2 separate regions of the Homo sapiens genome follow, and region 1 is linked to region 2. Evidence: read pairs that join two places in POLR2A ChIA-PET (ENCODE). Cell type or tissue: B cell. All regions are shown on one strand. Links, peaks and the distances in the headings refer to the core of each region. The heading gives the core; the rest is flanking DNA.

Evidence for each region. ChIA-PET counts read pairs that join two places held together with the same protein. Peaks named below come from ENCODE experiments on the same cell type or tissue, not always from the same donor. Only the 100,000 strongest peaks of a DNase experiment are listed, where the experiment ranks them.
Region 1: POLR2A ChIA-PET joins it to region 2 with 5 read pairs; 1 of 35 experiments calls an interaction of 5 or more read pairs at or near these places.

What each region holds. Positions count from the first base shown.
Region 1 is chr7:104,931,906-104,936,296 of GRCh38, forward strand. No RefSeq gene overlaps it. Among named protein-coding and RNA genes, the nearest start is that of LHFPL3-AS2, 7.5 kb to the left of the region's middle. RefSeq lists a silencer at 3,142-3,306. In B cell, for the core only: no CTCF peak of the experiment used is centred there; DNase peaks (open chromatin) are centred at 566, 736 and 1,736; H3K4me3 peaks cover 1,138 bases; H3K27ac peaks cover 3,210 bases.
Region 2 is chr7:105,763,220-105,767,610 of GRCh38, forward strand. All of the region lies in intron 3 of ATXN7L1 (ataxin 7 like 1), which reads right to left. Among named protein-coding and RNA genes, the nearest start is that of ATXN7L1, 110 kb to the right of the region's middle. RefSeq lists an enhancer at 3,574-3,633. In B cell, for the core only: a CTCF peak has its summit at 2,098; a DNase peak (open chromatin) is centred at 2,112; H3K27me3 peaks cover 245 bases.

The sequences.
Region 1 (4,391 bases), core at 79-4,078, 830 kb before region 2:
AAGAAATATTTCCAAGGGCATATGTTATTATTAAATAATGTTATCCTTTGAAAAAATTTACAAGTAATATATTTTCACTGAAGAAAAAAGTAGAAAATAAAAAGATGACAGAAAAGTCACCTATAATTAGGAGCCACTTTCAACATTTAGAATTCATTTGCTTTTCACACACGAAAAAAACGAGACGATACTGTACGTATGCACAACAAAAGATCATGAAGCCAAGCACAACAGCTCACGCCTGTAGTCCCAGCTACTCAGGAGGCTGAGGTGGGAGGATCACTTGAGCCCAGGAGTTTGATGTTACAGTGAGCTATGATTGTGTCACTGCACTCCAGCCTGGGTGACAGAGTTAGACCCTGTCTCTAAAAACAAAACAACAGTAGATCATGAACATCGTTCCATGTCAATAAATCCACTTCCTCCACACCCTTCTTAATGGTTGCAGTATATTTCATCGCGTATTTAAAAGGTGATGGAGTCAGTCAGTCCCCTACTGTTATGTGTTTAGATTCTTTGTGAGGGAATTTAAATTCTTTTATGAAGGGACAGACTGAGACTAGAGGAGATGATATCCCAGCCTGTTCAATAGTTCTCTCCCCATCATCCGCACCCACTCACCCACCATCTCACTCACCCACCAGCTCACTCCAACCTGGCTACTCTGCATTTCCATCTATTATGTTCCCTTAGACTCAACCTCAGGAAGTTTTCAGATGTGTTCCTGTGTCAGCCCTGTCCATAAACGTGTTATAGGGACCACAACATCATCTCTTATTTGGGCTTCCCCCTTTCAGCCCTCAGAGACAACAACTACAGCTGAGGCAAAACAAGTGGCTTCAGCTAGATCTTGTTTCCAGCATCATGTATTTTATTAGTGGAAGGTGACTTCCCAATTACACTGTTGGCACCACACACACACAAAACACACACCCATTAGTGTCCTGCTGGATTAGACAAGGGGCCTTCAAACTGGCTTGCAGGTAGTTAAAACACTCCTGCAGTGAGAGTGGGCTGAGGCAGGGTTGGGAAGCAAGAGATGAGATGAGAAATGATCCAAATAGATGAACACACACACACACACACACACATACACACATGCATACATGCACACATATACATGCATATACACACATGCACACATGCACACATACACATGCATACACGCACACATGCACACACATACATGCATACATACACGTACCCACACATACATGCATGCATACACACACGCATACACACAGGCATATACACGCACACATGCACATGCACACATATACACATACACGCATACATACACATACACACATGTACACACATACACATGCATACACATACACACAAACATGCATACATACACATACACACACATACACATACACACATACACACACGCATACACACATGCCTACGCACACGTACATACACATTCACACATACACATACACATACCCGCATACACATACACACACACACACATTCACACAGGTGTGCTCCAGAGCCTCTCCACATAGGAGACGAAAAGCTTTCATAAGGAACCAAAAGTTGTATCTTCTGCATTTCAAAGGGAGAAATACCAGGACCTGTGAACTGAATGCAAGTATCTATTTTGCCCCATTTGACACTACGTCCAGTGTCAAAGGTGTCCTGGGGGTGCTGACCCAGCACTGGACTGAAATGAAGTTGCAGATGTATATTACTACATGTTTCTCATCACCTCCTCCTCCTTAGTCTCGTGAAAGGGATATAACTTTAAGGCCCTTCCCTTTCTCATTTCCTCATTGTGACATCAAGAACACCCTTGAGACCATACTGTGCCTTTAAATGATTAAATGCGTTTAATTTAAATGATACAGCTTCCAAGGGAAAAAGGAACAAGGGGCAAGGGGAGGGGAAGGGGAGAGGTCACTCCTGCTTTCGGCAATTGAAGGGACTGACTGCCAGCCTCTCCCCTCCGCAGGGAGTGTTCCAGCAGCCACGCCCCTGACTCACCTGCCTCATTCTCTTAATGGTACCCACCCTCTCCAAATCTCTTAATGGTACCCACCCTCTCCAAATTGCCCAGACTGGGAAACCTGAAACCATCTTTGTCTTCTCTTTCTTTTTCCCCTCATTCCTAAACATCTATTTCGTTGTCAAGTTCTGTGGGATTTTTCTTTTTCTTTTCTTTTTTTTTTTTTTTTTTGAGACACAGTCTTGCTCTTTTGCCCAGGCTGGAGCATGATGGCACAATCTCGACTCACTACAACCTCCCTCCTCCTCCCCAGTTCAAGTGATTCTCATGGCTCAGCCTCCCGAGTAGCTGGGATTACAGGAGCGTGCCACCACGCCCAGCTAATTTTTGTATTTTTAGTAGAGACGGGGTTTCACCATGGTGGCCAGGCTGGTCTCCAACTCCTAACCTCAAGTGATCCGCCCACCTCGGCCTCCCAAAGTGCTGGGATTACAGGTGTGAGCCACCGCACCCAGCCTTGGGTTCTTTCTTTTCAAACACTTTCCCACACCCCCATTCCTCCCTTTCCATTTCCATAGCAACTACCCTGAGGCCTTTACCTCTCACATTTGAACTGTCAGAGCCTCCTGTTTACACTTTCCCACCCACCTTCTCCTTAATTCCTCCTAGCCCATTCTTACCAATGGGATTCATATCCTTGACAGATGATTTGCTTTGTTGCCCTCCTACTACAAAACTCTCAAGGGATGCCCTTTGCCTATCAAAGGCCACTTCTTTGGCCTGGCAGGAAAAGCCATCACATCATTTGGCTGTGTCCTGCTCTCCTACCCTTTTCTCACCCTGGCTGCTTCTGTCCACCTCCCAGACATTCAAGTGATTTAGTCTTCCGTGGAATGCCCGCCTGTCCCTGGAATTCTACACCTGGAATGCCCAGCCATTCTCATCTTTACTTTTGGAATCAGAAGGACTATTCAAAGCAAATCTCCATAAATCTGTCACTTATCTTGCAACCACAAGAAAGCACTCTCTCGACTATATCTTTGTTCTTTGTACCTTTCACCCTGTATTTTATTATCTGGTTAAAGTGCTATTGGAGCCGGGCACGGTGGCTCACACCTGTTATCCCAGAACTTTGGGAGGCAAAGGCGGGTGGATCACTAGGTCAGGAGTTCAAGACCAGCCTGGCCAAGATGGTGAAACCCCGCCTCTACAAAAAATACAAAAATTAGCCAGGTGTGTTGGCGGGTGCCTGTAATCCCAGCTACTCAGGAGGCTGAGGCAGAGGATTGCTTGAACCCAGGAGGCGGAGGTTGCAGTGAGCCAAGATTGTGCTACTGCACTCCGGCCTGGGCAACAGAGCGAGACTCCGTCTCAAAAAAAAAGAAAAGAAAAGAAAAGAAAAGTCCTATTGGATTACAATTCCTAGGGCACAAAGGCTGAGTTTTGTTGGTCACTGTACTGCCTGTAGCTCCAGAAAATTCTGAATTTATGTGAGCTCCACTAAGCAATTATTTCTATCAAATACTACTAGCCCAGAAGCCTCAGAAGTTCACCCACTTCCTGAATTCCCAGTGATGACAGAGTGGACATTTACCCTTGCAGAAGGAGGCTAGACTGTTGTCATAGGTAGAATTATGACCCCAGCAAAATTCTGTGTTAAAGTCTTAACCCCTAGTACCTCAGCATATGACATCTAGAGGCCAAGGAAAAAGTTCCCTTTTGCCCTCTCAAGTTTCACTGACAACTCAACTCATTGAAAGGCAGGTTAACTGGAGAAAAGCAACACACATTTATTTAACATGTATGCACAGGAGTCATCACAATGAAGACCCAAAGATGCAGGGGAAATTGTCCATTTTTATGCTTAGTTTAATAAAGTATGGACAACCGTGTAGAAATATGATTGGACCTAAAGGGGATCTACTGCTAATAGACTGAGGGGGGAAACCCAGCAAGGCCTCTCTGTCTAGATTCTTCTTGGCCTCCCTGAGCCGGCATTCCTTCTGGGTGTGGGGCAGGACTCTCCCTGGAATGGGGGTCTTATGACTATAATCAAGCAAGGTAGGTCAGATAATTTCTTTCATTTTTTCTTTTTTTGAGACAGGGTCTCATTCTCTCACCCAGGCTGGAGTACAGTGGTGCAATCTCGGCTCACTATAACCTCCACCTGGAATTGGTTGCTTCTGAGGCCTTCATTTTGGGTTGCTGTTTTCTGAGCCCTGACATACCTTATTCGGAGATGAGATCTTTACCAAGGTAATTAGGTTAAAATGAGGAGCAACCAAAGTTCTTCTCTGAATCCCATCTCTAATCCAATTTGACTGATGTTTTTATAAAAAGGGAACATTTGGACAGAAACCAACATGGATGGAGAGAAGATGATGTGAAGACACAAAAGGAAGGTTGTCTACAAGCTAAGGAGTGCAGGAGGCTACCA
Region 2 (4,391 bases), core at 187-4,186:
ATTCCCTTCTTAGGTTCTATTTTCATCTCTTCTCTCTTGAGGATGTCTGGTATCCCTGTTGCCCCCTCCACTGACCCATCCCTCTGTGTCCACTCAGTCCTCACAGTCTCAAGGACTCTTTCCCAAGAAGGGGGAATGGAGGAGGGAGGAGCTCCCCAGGACCTGGGTTTGCAATTCCACTCTTGCCTGCCATCCAGAGTGACATCTGGCATTAGGAGAATGACTTTTTTGCAGAGGGCAGTCTTCCTCAGGCCATGAGGCTGCCTCTTGTTTTTAAACCTGGGGGCATAATAACTTCAGCCAGGCCCACAGCCAGCATGAGAAGACTTTGCAAACATCATGTTCCCCTTTGTATCATATGCTCATCTCCTGTGCCCTTTTTGCTCATCTGCAATTTCTGCAAAAGGTCATGTCTCATTTCAGCTTTGCCATTAAGTGCATTTGACACTAGGTGGGAATTCCAAAACTGGATGAAGATGCAATCTGGCTTAAATGCTGCAAGGTGGGCCGCTATACTTCACCCCAACCAGCTGTGTCCTGCTAGCATAGACACCCATGCAGGAGGTGGCAATCTGATAGTCACTTCCTTCATAATTATACATGGGGCAAAATGTAGTTTTTTTTTTGTTGTTGTTGTTTGTTTGCTTTTTTTGAGATGGAGTCTTGCTCTGTCACCCAGGTTGGAATGCAATGGCGTGTTCTCGGTTCACTGCAACCTCCGCCTCTCGGGTTCAAGTGATTCTCCTGCCCTAGCCTCCCAAGGAGCTGGGATTACAGGTGCCCGCCACCATGCCCAGCTAATTTTTATATTTTTAGTAGAGATGGGGTTTCACCATGTTGGCCAGGCTGGTCTTGAACTCCTGACCTCAGGTGATCCACCCGCCTCAGCCTTCCAAATTGCTGAGATTACAGGCATGAGCCATGGTGCCCGGCTGTAGTTTTTAACTAAAAACAAAAAAATCCAGGTAGCTTTTCCATCTGGTCAAATCCTAGTAATTTTTACAAAATCAATCTCAGTTTAACGGAGCAAAATCAGACAGAGATAGATGTCAATTTTCTAGAAGGCTTGGCAAAGCTTAAAGAAAAAAAAAAAACCACAATGGACCTAAGCAGTGGAGTGGACCCCAAAGCAGTGGTTCTCAAAGTATAGTCCCAGGGCCAACAGCATCAGCGTCATCTGGGGACCTGCTAGAAATGCACATTCTGGGGCCCCAACCCAGATCTACTGAATCAGAAACTTGGGATGGGGGAGCCGCAGTTGATTTTAACAAGCCCTCCAGGGGATTCTGACACATGACTACAAGTTGCGTATCACTGACTTAAAGGATTAAACATCTAAATCATTCATTCAGTCATAAGCTATTGACTGAATACCCACTATTTGTCAGACATGGTGAACTCTGGGGCAATGTGGAGGAATGAGAGGGAATGTCTTCCTCAAGGAGTTCACAATACTCTCTTCCCTTGCTTTATTACAAAGCTTGAAAAGAATGCAGGAATCTGAAGACATAATCCAAGGAATGGAAATTATTCTTTATATGTAACTTTTCAATGGACAGGAGGCACATCAAAATTTTTTTTTCCAGGAACGATCATACTCTCAAAATAGTAACCTTTCTAAAGTAAGTAAATGTGTGGGTTTAATATATCATGTACAGCTGGCTCAGGCTTTTAGGCTTAAAAAAAAAAAGATTATGAGATTCCACCATGAATGAAATGCAGGATTATTTCAAAGATTCACTTAGGCATCTGTCTGTCTTAATGAACAAACTATTCAGTGTTACCATCTTCCTTGAAGTAGGAGTTCTTGCCACCTCTCTTAAAATAAGTCTAGGCCGGGCGTGGTGGCTCACACCTGTAATCCCAGCACTTTGGGAGGCTGAGGCAGGTGATCACTTGAGGTCAGGAGTTCGAGACGAGCCTGGCCAACATGGTGAAACCCCGTCTCTACTAAAAATACAAACATTAGCCAGGCATGGTGGGGCATGCCTGTAATCCCAGCTACTCAGGAGGCTGAGGCAGGAGAATTGCTTAAACTCAGGAGGTGGACGTTGCAGTGACCAGAGGTGGCGCCACTGCACTCCAGCCTGGGTCAGAAAAAAAAAAAAAACCCTCTAAATAAGTCATAACAGCTCATTTGTATTGTGTGCTGGGCTTGGGATATCTGTATTCATTAACTCATTTGATCCTTCCCTGATCCTACAAAGTAGATGCTGATCCTACAAAGCAGATGTAGCAAACACATACAGTCTGCAGATGAACAGAGTCTGAAAGAGGCAGAAACAGGAACCCAGACTCATCTCTTAACCCCAGGCAAATGATCCTCCTGTGCTGTCTCTCATCCCCCTTGGGTCATCTTGCTGCTCATTAAACTACTAATTGGGAAAACATAAAAGGAAATACTACTCTCCCCTAAAAGGTTTCCAGTATGAAATCCCCGGCTAAAGCTTAAACTGTGGGATTTATTTTGAAATTTTAAAGTTCATGCTAGATTTCTCCTTCAATACCATAGATAATGAAGAGCTGGCTATAAACTTCTTATGGTCACCAGCATTAGTAGCCTGTGTAAGAATCCGATCCATGCTCAACAGATCCTGCTTGGAGACGATGCTCCACATTTCCTCCTTTCTCAAGGTGTCTCAAAGATGCTTATGGACTCACTGTAATACTATCAGAGTAGATGACTTTCCTGTATCTGGGATGAACTTGAACTGATCCAGTCAAGCCTGGGCCCTTGTGACCAAGGATGTCTAGTTAATCTGGCAGCTGTGGGGATGAAGAATGTGACCTATGGCCACAGAAGAAATCAAAACTGTCTGGCTAGACCAGAAACACACTCAACCCTTTGGCATAGGCAGGAGGTGTGCCGAGGGGCTGAGCTCATTCGCCACACAGGCTTATCCTTCATTTACAAAGGAATCGCAGGTCAACCATGTTTTGGCAACTAGATCAGGAGCCCTCTTCTGCCTATTGCATCCTTGGACATAATCTGGTGGCTTTATCGATATATAAGCAACAAATTCAAAGTCCACGTGGGCTGCGTAAAAAACTCTGAATGTATCTCTCAAGCCACTTACAGTGCGTGCAACGTGAAGGAAACTGAAATGTATGCACCTTTCCCACTGACTTTCTGTAATCAAGTCTTTTTAGCACAAAAAGTTCAACTTCCATCTGTTTTTAAGTCAGGGATGCTTGTTGGTTTGTGCCGAGACATTGATTTGATTAGTAGCATTCTGTGGAACTACAGACATGAGATGTTGAGCTCACAAACGTATGATTCATTTCGGAATTTTGAAATGAGAAATGCACCTATCAATGACACAGAAGCTGGGAGATTCTGAGAAAGCATTTCATGCATATAAATGGGACATGTGATGAAAAAATATGCTTATGGTTACAACCCCGAAGCCAGGGACCACCCCACTGTGCTCTCCACCCTCGAGAAGTGACGGCTCCAAGGGAAACCGCTGGGATTAGACGATCCTGTGTTTGGACACCCATATGCTGCCTCATTTATCTACCTGTGACAGGGACAGTGCTGGAAGAGAATCAAAAGATGACAAATTGCTTCTGGTTTTAAAGGAGCTGTTCAGGCTGGGTGTACACCCAGGGGGAACCAGCTTCCGTGCCAGGAGCCATCACTTCATCCCAGTCTAAGGCCACATTTTGGCAAACATCAACCAGCAGATGACTGCTGTCTCCTTTCACCAGTGGATTCAAAGACGCTTGCTCTGAAAGCCCGAAATTCAGTCTTTCTGAAGACGTGTGCAGCAGAGAGCAGATCTGCCCACACACTGCAGTGAGGCAGGACGGCGGGCAGGAAGCAAGGGTTCCAGATGACAGGGATTTTTCCCGTGTTGAGGCAGACAGATAACAGGGGAATGATTTTGCAGGGGAATGACTCCAGAGCAGAGAAAGTATAATATCAGTAAATGACCCTAGAAAAGACTGATACAAGTGAAATAAGTGCACAAAAATTTCCAAGATGCTGGCCACTGGAATCCGCTTTTGGGGACACAGAAGCCCCCAAGATTCCAGCTTTCCTGGGGGTAGAAGGGAGGCCCACCGGGAGTTTCAAGAGGGTCCACCTGAGCAAAACCCGGCCCTCCATAAGCCCCTATACTCGCCAGCCCCTGGTCCAGCCAAGGCCATGTATCCATCCAGCTACGATCCTTGCTGCTTCTCTCCCGCCATGCGTCCTCTCTGGGAATGACTATGTAATTCATGGTTAACCCACTCAGTCCTCTGGAGGTGAGCTTTCCTCAGCCAGTCCAGCTTGTTTCTTCTCTGCCATGTGCTGAAATTCACAAGGCCAGAGAAGTGCCTTGCTGTGTTTAAGTGTATAGATGTCTGGTGTTCTCCTACATGTTGCAGTCCTATTTACTTATTTT